Regions from separate parts of the Homo sapiens genome. Here region 2 is linked to region 1. A link is a loop called in an ENCODE intact Hi-C map of the cell type or tissue named here. Cell type or tissue: CD4-positive, alpha-beta T cell. All regions are shown on one strand.

Region 1 (5,000 bases):
CCCGTCTCTACTAAAAATACAAAAATTAGCTGGGTGTGGTGGCATGTGCCTGTAGTCCCAGCTACTTGGGAGGCAGAGGCAGGATAACCACTTGAACCCAGGAGGCAGAGGTTGCAATGAGCTGAGATCGCACCACTGCACTCCGGCTTGGCGACAGAGCAAGACTCCGTCTAACAAAAAAAAAAAAGAAGAATGAGAGAAAGAAGGAAGGAAGGAAGGAAGGAAGGAAGGAAGGAAGGAAAGAAAGAAAGAAAGGAAGAAAGAAAGAAGGAAAGAAAGAAAAGAAAAGAAAAGAAAAGAAAGAAAGGAAAAGAAGAAAGGAAAAGGAAGAAAGAAAAAAAGAAAGGGAGAGAGAGAGAGAAAGAGAAAGACAGAAACAAAGAGAGAAAGAAAGACAGAAAGAAAGAAAGTAAGAAAGAAAGAGAGAAAGAAAGATTGAGAGAGGAAGGAAGGAAGGAAGGAAGGAAGGAACAAAGGCAGGCTCTGAAAGCACCCAGGGGGAAGCAGGTCCCTTTTCCTCCTCTCTTGCCTCCCCTAGCACCCCCTTACTGATAGAATCTACCATGGAGCAGCTGGCAAAGGCTAGAAAAAAATTGGTTTAGAGTCCCAGCCCCAGCATCACAAAGTGGAACACCGAAGGGTAGGTTAGCACCAAGAGGCAATGACCCATTAACAGGCAGCCATGGGCAAGTGCTTCACCTGCCATCACTTCAGGGCTCTAAATCTTAGTGGCCTCAGCTCTAAAACAGGGGAAGTATTGCCTGTCTGATGATCCGTGGATACGAGCTCCAGGATATGAGCGTGGTTGTCAGCTTGCTTACCACTATTCCTCCAGCTCCTGGGACAGTGCCTGACCCATAGTGGCCATTCAAGAGTAAAGGCCGTAATTGGTCATTGTTATATTATTATTAACAAATGGAGATTCTAAAGCCTAGATATTTAAACAAAATTTTGTTTTTTAGACAGGGTCCCACTCTGTTGCCCAGGCTGGAGTGCAGAGGCATAATCCTAGCACCCTGCAGCCTCTACCTCCTGGGCTTAAGTGATCCTCACACCTCAGCCTCCCAAGTACCTGGGACTACAGGTGCACCACCATGCCTGGCTGTTTTCTTTGTTTGTTTGTAGAGATGGGGTTTTGCTTTGTTTCTTAGGCTGCTCTCAAACTCCTGGCCTAAGCAACTCTCCCACCTCGGCCTCCAAAATGTTAGCATTACAGGCGTGAGCCACTGTGCCTGGCCTAAAAAATTTAATTAAAAAAAAAAAAGGTTGAGGCAGCTCTTGCCTAGATTACTAAGTCACTCAACCAGATAACTGCCAGGGCCAAGAATAGAGCCTGGGGCCTGTCTTGTACCCTGATGAGGACATTATGTACTAGTAATGGTTTTATTCTTTAGAATAATGATGAGAATGTTATAAAAACAATTTAGCCTTGGCAGAGATGAGGCATTATCTGCCTTTCTAGGAGGATGTTTGCTACTACAGGTGCTCCAGCACCTCTTATACTCAAGCCAGTGATGTGTGTTTCGGAGGTCCTCAGAGGCATCTCCTCACAAGCCTGGCTGTGTGGCCTCAGTGGTGCTGAGGAGGAGATGTGTCTTCTCTGGCTGGCCCCAGGCCTTAGATGCACTCCATCCAGCTCCGCCTCCTCTCGCCTCTGTGTCCTTCATGCATGTTCCTGCCTCCCGGGCCACTGCCAACATCAATCTGCTTAGGGACCCGAGACCAGTCTCCTCAGAGAGTGTGTAATGAGCCATCCAACAACCACTGTGGATGTGTCCAGACTGTCTCAAAGGCTGTTGGATATTTGCTGGGTCCGCTCTGGGTAACCTTGCCTTTGTGCTACCGAAGAGGAACAATGGCTGGATCATCCTGGAACCTCCTCCTGGAGAATGAGCAGCAGCATTTGTCCTGGCTGCCTTCTGGAGGAAGTGAAATCCAAGCTGCAGAGCCACTCTCACAGCTGGTGCTGGTTCAGTCTACCGCAGATGCGAAGTATCTAATGGACTGCCTCTTGTCTAGGGGCAGGTGAGAGCAGAACTCGTCTAACACACTTTGAGGACAGAGGGGCATCACCCGTCTGTGGGCATTCCCAGCCACATTTCCCTCCCTGGTTCAGGGGGAAGGTCTCCCTGCATTATCTAACTCCAACTCATCATGCTCAAAAGAAAAGTCAGGCGATCTAAAGCCCACAGATAGCCTTGCTCCCCTGTCTCTGTCAAAAACACATATGAAAGCAGAGAAAAATTCATCAGACACGGAAGCAATTGGAGAAGAGACCAGGAGAAAACAATTAGGTAATGAGGATGTGCATTAAACCATCTCTGGCACCTTCTTGACCCAGAAACATTCTTTATGTCCTGGTAATGATGGCACATTGAACATTCCAGGGAATTCCAATCCTGGAAATCAAGAAGGAGACTTACTCTAAAGGCATAGGCGAAAGTGAGTTGTCACCAGGGTGCACAGCTTCCTGGACATTCTACTGGAATAAAACTTGGCTCCCCAGGGGCCAGCAGGAGTCACCCAAGGGCAGGTCCCAAGCAGTCTCCCTTCCAGGCTCTGTAGTAAAAATGAACCACTCTTGATTCGAGGTTCAGAGTCTGAGGTCAATTTCCCCACCCCAGATCTCACTGGGGGCATTAGATCCCCTAGGGCCTTCTTCAGACCCCTAAGATTTATCACTGGCTTCAGAGAGATGAACCAATTCAATTAGCTTTTCCATTCTCCCAGCTTATTTTCCAGGAGCGGAGTGTGGCGCTCATTGTCGCAGTCGAACAAGCTAAAGAGCCTGCAAGGCCCAATACTGACTCCAGGAGATACTGGGAAGGGCTTGCTAGTGATGGAACCTGGCTATGAATCTTGCTTTCCTGATTCTAAAATTGACTCTGCCTGAAGGTGCTGCTGAGGTGCCCTGGGTACTTCTCCAGCGGTGGGTAGAGGAGTGACAGAGGGAGGAGTGCCCCTGACACACAAACAATTTCAGGAAGACAGTTTCCCTATTATCTATTATATAGATTGGGGGGTGCATTCATTTATTCATTCAATATTTATTGAACTTCCACGTATTCCAGGCACTGTCTAGGCGTCTGGGCCAGGATAGAGAGGGGAGTAAGATAGACCTTTCCTTGCTGTTACAGAACTTACGTCTTTGTTGGAGAGACAGGAAATAAACAAGTAAGTTAAAAACCCACAATTTGGGGTAGAGGCCCACAGGTCAGGTTCTGCAGGAAGTAGACTCTGACAAAGAGATTTGCAGGAGGTTTTTGGGGCGTGATCTCAGGAGCAACAAGTGTGAAGGGTGAGGGACGCAGGTCGGACAGATGGAAAAGTTGCTTTCTGTCTTCCTCCTGAGGAGCTTTGCAGCTTGGGACAACAAGCAGTGTTGTCCTAATTAAGATTGGAGGACTGGGCATTTGCACTCCCATGTGACCAGCCTTTGGATGCAAGCTGCCTCCAGGAAGTGGGTGTACATGTGGGTGGAGCAGCTTCCTCTGACAGAGGAAATGACACACCTCTGACACTTTGCAATGCTTGGAAAGTGTCTCAGGTGTGAGTTGGTGGAGCCTGCACTCCCAGCAGCTAAGGTGACAAGCGTTTTTCGGTTCTGCCAGGGGATCTGAGTGGCACACAACAACATCCACTATGAAATGTGGTGTGTGCTGGGTGGGGGCTGACTGAGGAGCTCGAGAGTAGGAGTGAGGCAGGCTATTTTAAAGAGGTGGCAAGGGAAGGCCTCTCTGAGCAAAGGCAGAGACTTTAGGCAAAGACTTGATTGGTGTGAGGAAGTGAGCCATTCAAAGTCAAGGGCACCAGAGGTTCTAAGCAGAGGAAACAGCAAATGCAAAGCAGAGAACAAGCTTGGCACATTTGAGAACCAACAATAAGTCCAGTGTGTCTGGAGCCACAGGAGTCAAGGAGACAGCAGCTGGCAGTTCAGCCAATGGGCTACCAGGAAACCAGATGGCAGAGAGCCTGGTAGACCACGGTAAGGAGTTTGCAGTTTAAGAGTGATGGGAGATGTTGGAGCACTTTGAACAGGGTGAAAGTCACCATCTGATCTACATTTTAAACGTATTATTTCACTAAATAGAGAAATAATACGTTTAAAATGGTAGTAATTGGTCATTGTTATATTGTCATTAACAAGTAGAGATTCTAAAGTCTAGACTTCTAAAAACAATTTTAAGTGAAGCAAATGTTGCTCCATCTGACAATTATGTAAGCCAGCCATACCTGTTCTTTCCCTGTAGGTAGAAGCATATGGGAAACTGCATTCCGATCCAGGGAAGTATAGGAAGCAGTAATAAAAGTGGGAAGACCTATTATAAGTTCGTTGCAGTCATCCAGGTAAGAGGGGATACTGGCTGAAAACAAGGTTTCAGCTATGTGGGCCCTAGCTTGGAAGGGATGGGATTCTACATATGTTTTGTAGCTGGAAGCAGGAGTTTGAGGCTAAGAGATGACCTGAGAATAGAATGATTTTAGGTGTTAGGCCTGAGAGATGAGGGCACATTAGGGAGGAGCATGTGCAGCGGGGGCAGGGCATCCAGAATGCTCTTTGGACATCTTATATTTTAAGTGCCTGTCAGACACCCAAGTAGAGACGCCTGATGTGAAGACATGAATATCTGCAGCTTGAGGTCCTTCGTAAGATCATTTGAAAATAAGAGTTGTGCTACTAAAATAAAATGTGCAAAAAAAAAAAAAAGAGAGAGAGAGAGAAGAAAAAAAGAAAATCGCTGCATCATGCTGTCTTGTGTATAGTTGAATTTTCACATGCTGTGGAAATTCAGCCAGAGATCCTGTGGAAAAATACTGAAAGGACCCTTGGATCACTGATTCTAAGTTTGAAAAAGGGCTGGGCTGGCTGCTTCTAAGCTTGGCTGTCTTGCTTCTATGGGGCAAGTTCGGGAATCTTTTTTTTTTTTTTTTTTTTGTAATTGAGGCAATTGACTTTGTCAGCAAGCTAAGAGTGGATTTCTCTCATAGGGGTGAATTCA
Region 2 (5,000 bases), 1.0 Mb after region 1:
GGCAGAATTCCTCAACCCCTTGCTTCTCTCTTCTCTAAGTCATACTTATCCTGCAAAACCTCAACCTTGGCTGATTCTAGTATTGACTTGGATGCACAGCTGACCACAACAGGAAAAGTCACACTGTCGGGCTGACTGGTTTCACTTTAAGTTCATGGCCACAAACCTCTAATGGGCACTGCTTAGCTACTCTGTCCATTTCCATTGTGAGTTGACTTTCCCCGGCAGCATCTCTCTCTTCACATCTCCCATGGTGAATGCATGACCTGCCCCACATGGAGCTGAGTAAATACACATATCAGAGGGGAGCGCAATTCTCTTCTCATCTCCAAATGCACAGGTAGACTCACAGCTACATCTGTCTTGTCACACCCCAAGCACCCTGCTCCCCGACCTGAACTCACTCCAGCACAGGCGCTCTTGAGAGAGGCAGCCTTGCCCAGGCCACTTGGTGCTCTGTGGCTCACACCCAAACGATGCCTGGCATGGGAAGCTCTTGGTGTTGGTTGAATGAAGGAGGACTTCCTTCCTCCAGTTATCTCCTCCTGCACCCTCGATCTTCTCTCCACTGAATCATTTCCACTCACACACAAAGACGTGCTGGAATCTCTCATTAGAAGAAGTCTTTCTGTGGCTCGACAGACTCTCAGTGTTCCCTCCCTTTCCCCATCCTGTTTCATAGCAAAACTTCTCCCACAAGCGGTCTGCACACTAACATCTTGGCTTCACCCATCCTTCCTTCTGCTTCTTCACCTACTCTTCAGTCTCCTCCAGTCTGGCTTCTGGCTTCTCCACTCCCCCGAAACTCCTTTTGTCAAGGGTGTCAGTGACCTCTGTGTCAAGGGCATCGATAAGCTCCATGCTGTCAAACCCAACTTTGTCTATTATAAAAACACCTAGAAGAAAGAAATTGACAGAGGAGAAGGCTGTAAGGTGAAACACAACTGCCCACCCCCTCTTCTTAGACCCCTCTCCTCTCTCATTGCCCATGATACAGCAAATAGATTTTTCTCTTATCCCACCAGACACTTCTAATCAACCTTCCTCACTAGGTCGCCCTCTCCCTGACCTCTAGATACAACCTCTTATTCTTCTCTGTCGATGTATTTTTCATTCTTAGCTTTAAACACCATCCATTTGCTGATGAATTCCAAATTTATTTTTTCATTTGAATCTAGACTCTTAAGCCCTCCGTATCCTTCCTTGGTGACTTCTTTAGGTATTTCAGGGGCATCTGAAATTTAACATTTCCTAAATGTCACCCTTGATCTCCCCAACCCCCTCCCCACCACCCAACTGGTTCCCTCCATCGGTCCTCAGAAAATGGTGCCACCATCTCACTTGCAGTCATGCCCAACAGCTAGCATAGTCCTTGTGGGAGTGTCTCTGGAGATAAAGTCATAGACCGGGAAATGCTGTGCCAAAAGGCGTGTGCCACTTCTTAAAAGTATAGAGAGCTCTGATGCCCATTCACCACAATAACAAACGAGGCTTTGAAGCTCCTGACGTTATCGTCTCTGAAACTGTGAGGATTTTTTTTTAACTGGGTAGTTTGCTTTGCCTGGAACTCTTCCCTCCTCTGAGGCGTTGGTGAGTCAGCTGGGGCTCGTAGATATAAGCAATGGACACCAAGCTCTGGGTGTTACAAGTAGAAAAAATGGACTGAAAGAGTACTGGGTAGCTCACAGGGCCACTGGGAAGACTGAAAAACTGCGGGACTAAAGGGAGCCCTGAGGTCAGCCCCAACCAAAACCATACCCTAGAACCTGTGCACACCAGACTCTGGACGTCATCACTGCCTGCTGCCATCGTTGTCACTGCCTGAAAAACAGCCTCCTCCTCTCATCCCTGACTCTGCTTCACTAGGGTCGGTGCCTGTGCCCTGGCTTCCCAGGAGGGGGAAAGGCAATGGGCCATTTTGACTGCACCCTTAAGACTTATCAGGTGTCACTCTGGGTGGCTGCAGAGGTGACGGCCGCCCATGGTGCTCATCCTGAGGGTCCGCAGCTCTCATTGCTGTTCAGCAAGACAACACTGGACCTGTTGGCTGTTACAGACTCTGGGGCTTTGGGAAGGGAACGTGAATGGAGCAGGGGAGGGAGGCAGGGTGGCACAATGTTTAATTATGCCATTCCAAAGTTCTGGCCACCAGTCTGTCCTGTCTGTCTGTCCTGCTAGCAAGTTCTGCATGTGGCATGTCAGCGGCCATCTTCATGTTCCTGCTGGGCCTCTTCTTTGATGTCATAACTATGAATATGTTGCCCACATTTTGTCCCCTTTTTATAGAAAGGCTCCAAGCACTTTGCAAACATTAGTAAGTGATTAGTCATCAGTACACAGTTGTTAATAAATCAGGGACTTTCTCAGCTGGATTCCTCCTGTTTTTCTCCCTCTGCCCATCAAGATGGGAGGTGGGGTGGTAGGGGGGAGAAAGACTGGACTCCTTTTTCTTAAGCACTGCCTTACCATTTCTCTACCAACCCTGGCACTTGCAGTGGAAACTTGCCGCTTCCGTTTTTAGCCACAGAGGTAATCTACTTTCATTTTGGCGACTAGGCTGGTATTTTTTTCCACGAAGCTGGGTGATGAGCCTTGCCCTGGTTTCTGAGGTTTCATGTTCACCAGCAGTAAGCCAGGCCTCCTTTTTCCCCTGGTTTCTTTTCTTTTCTTTTTTTTTTTAAAGAAGAGGAAACCAAGGCAAGTATTTAGTGAAGGTGGCCAAGACGCTGGAGCTGCTGTTCTCAGAGCGCAGTCTGCAGGCCAGCACATTAGCAACATCTGAAGTGCACATTAAAATAACTCCATCGCCACCTCCCAAATCAGCCCACCTCCCCCACTTCCCTCCACCCCACCTCCATCCACCCCACCTCCATCCACCAAATCAGTGTCTTTGGCATTAAAACCAAAGAAATTGCAGTTTTATTAAGTTCGCAGATGACACTCTAATTTAAAAACCACTAGTTCAGAGTAGACGTAGGCATCAGAGCAGTGACATGATTTGAAGCCACAGGCCTCAGTCTATGCACCTGCAAGGTAAGTGATGAGCAAATGAATGCAATAGGCAGCACGTGGACACTTTTGGGGGTGCCTATCCATTATACAAGTTTGTTTTTGTTTTTTTGAGAAAGGGTTTCATTGTGTCACCCAGGATGGAATGCAGTGGCAGGATCTCAGCTCACTGCAACCTCCACCTCCCAGACTCAAGCAATCCTCCCACCTTAGCCTCCTGAGTAGCTGGGACCACAAGTGCATGCCACCACACCCGGCTAATTTTTGTATTTTTTATATAGACAAGGTCTCGCTATGTTGCCCAGGCTGGACTTGAACTCCTGGACTCATGTTATCTGCCTCTCTTGGCCTCCCAAAGTGCTAGGGTTACAGGCATGAGCCACCCCGCCCAGCCTCCATTTCACAAGTATTTGAATGACTGCCTACTATGTGCAAAATATATGCCAGAAAATAATCAGGAAATTTTCCATCTATAAATTGCATTAGATAGATAGATAGACAGATAGATAGATAGATAGATAGATAGATAGATAGATAGATAGATAGATGATAGATAGATAGATGATAGATAGATAGACAGACAGATGATAGATAAACATAAACATTAGCCCTACTGTTTTCTGTCTTCTAAGATAAGGGAGCTGAATAGATGGAGCTGAAGGGTCTTCTAGTTCCAATTTCCTACAATTTATGAAGTGGTTGGAATTAGCCCTGACCACTTCCTAGACACTCTTAAAAAAAAAAAAAAAAAGACTTCAAACACACACAAAAAAGCACTAAAAAACAAAAACAGAAACAAAACACAGATGCCCATGTTTCGACCTCCAACATTGAACACATTTTAACATTTTTCAATCAATCTAAATCTTTATAGATACAGTTGAAGTCCTCACTTTCAACCCATTTATCTCCTTCCCTTCCTTTCTATCCAGAAGTGATGATCCTGAAACTGGTATGTGCCTTTTACCAATGGTTTTATAAATTCAAAATATATACTGTTGTTCAGTGTTTTTATAAACACATATATAGTTTATATATATCCATCATGTGCCTTTTATACCTATTTTGCAGTATTTTCAAATCTATCTATATTGATACATGTACATCTACTTTGTTCATTTGTATGACATTCCAATATATGAATATCACCACGATTTATTTAACCAGTTTCCTACTGATTAGCACTTTCCATTTTCCATGTTTGCTGTTTAGATGACAAATTGCTCTCCCACGTGATGGTGCCATTTATATTCCCGCCAGAGCTCAATGAGGCTCCACATTTACCCACATCCTTGCCAATACTGTGCTTGGTTTTAGGTTTTTAACATTTTTGCCAGTTCGATAGGGATGAAATGCCATCTCATGGTTATGCTGATTTGCGTTTCCTTGATTACTAATGAGGTAGAACATATTTTTCATTTTTTCCTTTTTTTTTTTTTTTTAATTTGAGACAGGGTCTCACTCTGTCCCCCCTGGCTAAAATGCAGTAGTGCTATCTAGGATCACTGCAGCCTCGACTCCCCAAGCTCATGTGATCCTCCTGTCAGAGGCGTTTGAACCAGAGCAACTCTGTCTTGAATAGGAACTGGGTAAAATGAGGCTGAGACCTACTGGGCTGCATTCCCAGAGGGTTAAGGCATATCTAGTCACAGAATGAGATGGGAGGTTGGCACAAGATACAGGTCATAAAGACCTTGCTGATAAAATTTTGCAGTAAAGAAGCCGCCTAAAACCCACCAAAACTAAGATGGCCACGAGAGTGACCTCTGGTCGTCTTCACTGCTACACATTCACCAGCGCCATGACAGTTTACAAATGCCATGGCAATGTCAGGAACTTACCCTATATGGTCTAAAAAGGGGAGGTATGAATAATCCACTCCTTGTTTAGCATATCACCAAGAAATAATCACAAAATGGGCAACCAGCAGCCCTCAGGGCTGCTCTGTCTATGGAGTAGCCATTCTTTGATTCCTTTACTTTACTAATAAA

The links. A loop is a pair of places that touch in the nucleus more often than their neighbours do. Peaks named below come from ENCODE experiments on the same cell type or tissue, not always from the same donor. Only the 100,000 strongest peaks of a DNase experiment are listed, where the experiment ranks them.
Region 2: it touches region 1 in a loop (5-fold over the local background); 2 of 110 quality-filtered maps call a loop at or near these places.

What each region holds. Positions count from the first base shown.
Region 1 is chr4:152,097,234-152,102,233 of GRCh38, forward strand. It overlaps LINC02273 (long intergenic non-protein coding RNA 2273), which reads left to right and starts at 3,520. Exons shown (of 3, transcript NR_121628.1): 1 at 3,520-3,584; 2 at 4,251-4,347. RefSeq lists enhancers at 3,177-3,677, 3,284-3,578, 3,678-4,178, 4,473-5,000. In CD4-positive, alpha-beta T cell, a CTCF peak has its summit at 2,668; DNase peaks (open chromatin) are centred at 2,528, 3,298 and 3,528; H3K4me3 peaks cover 1,517 bases; H3K27ac peaks cover 4,841 bases.
Region 2 is chr4:153,113,474-153,118,473 of GRCh38, forward strand. No RefSeq gene overlaps it. Among named protein-coding and RNA genes, the nearest start is that of TRIM2, 88 kb to the right of the region's middle. In CD4-positive, alpha-beta T cell, no CTCF peak of the experiment used is centred here; DNase peaks (open chromatin) are centred at 1,508, 2,558 and 2,988; H3K4me3 peaks cover 1,723 bases; H3K27ac peaks cover 2,862 bases.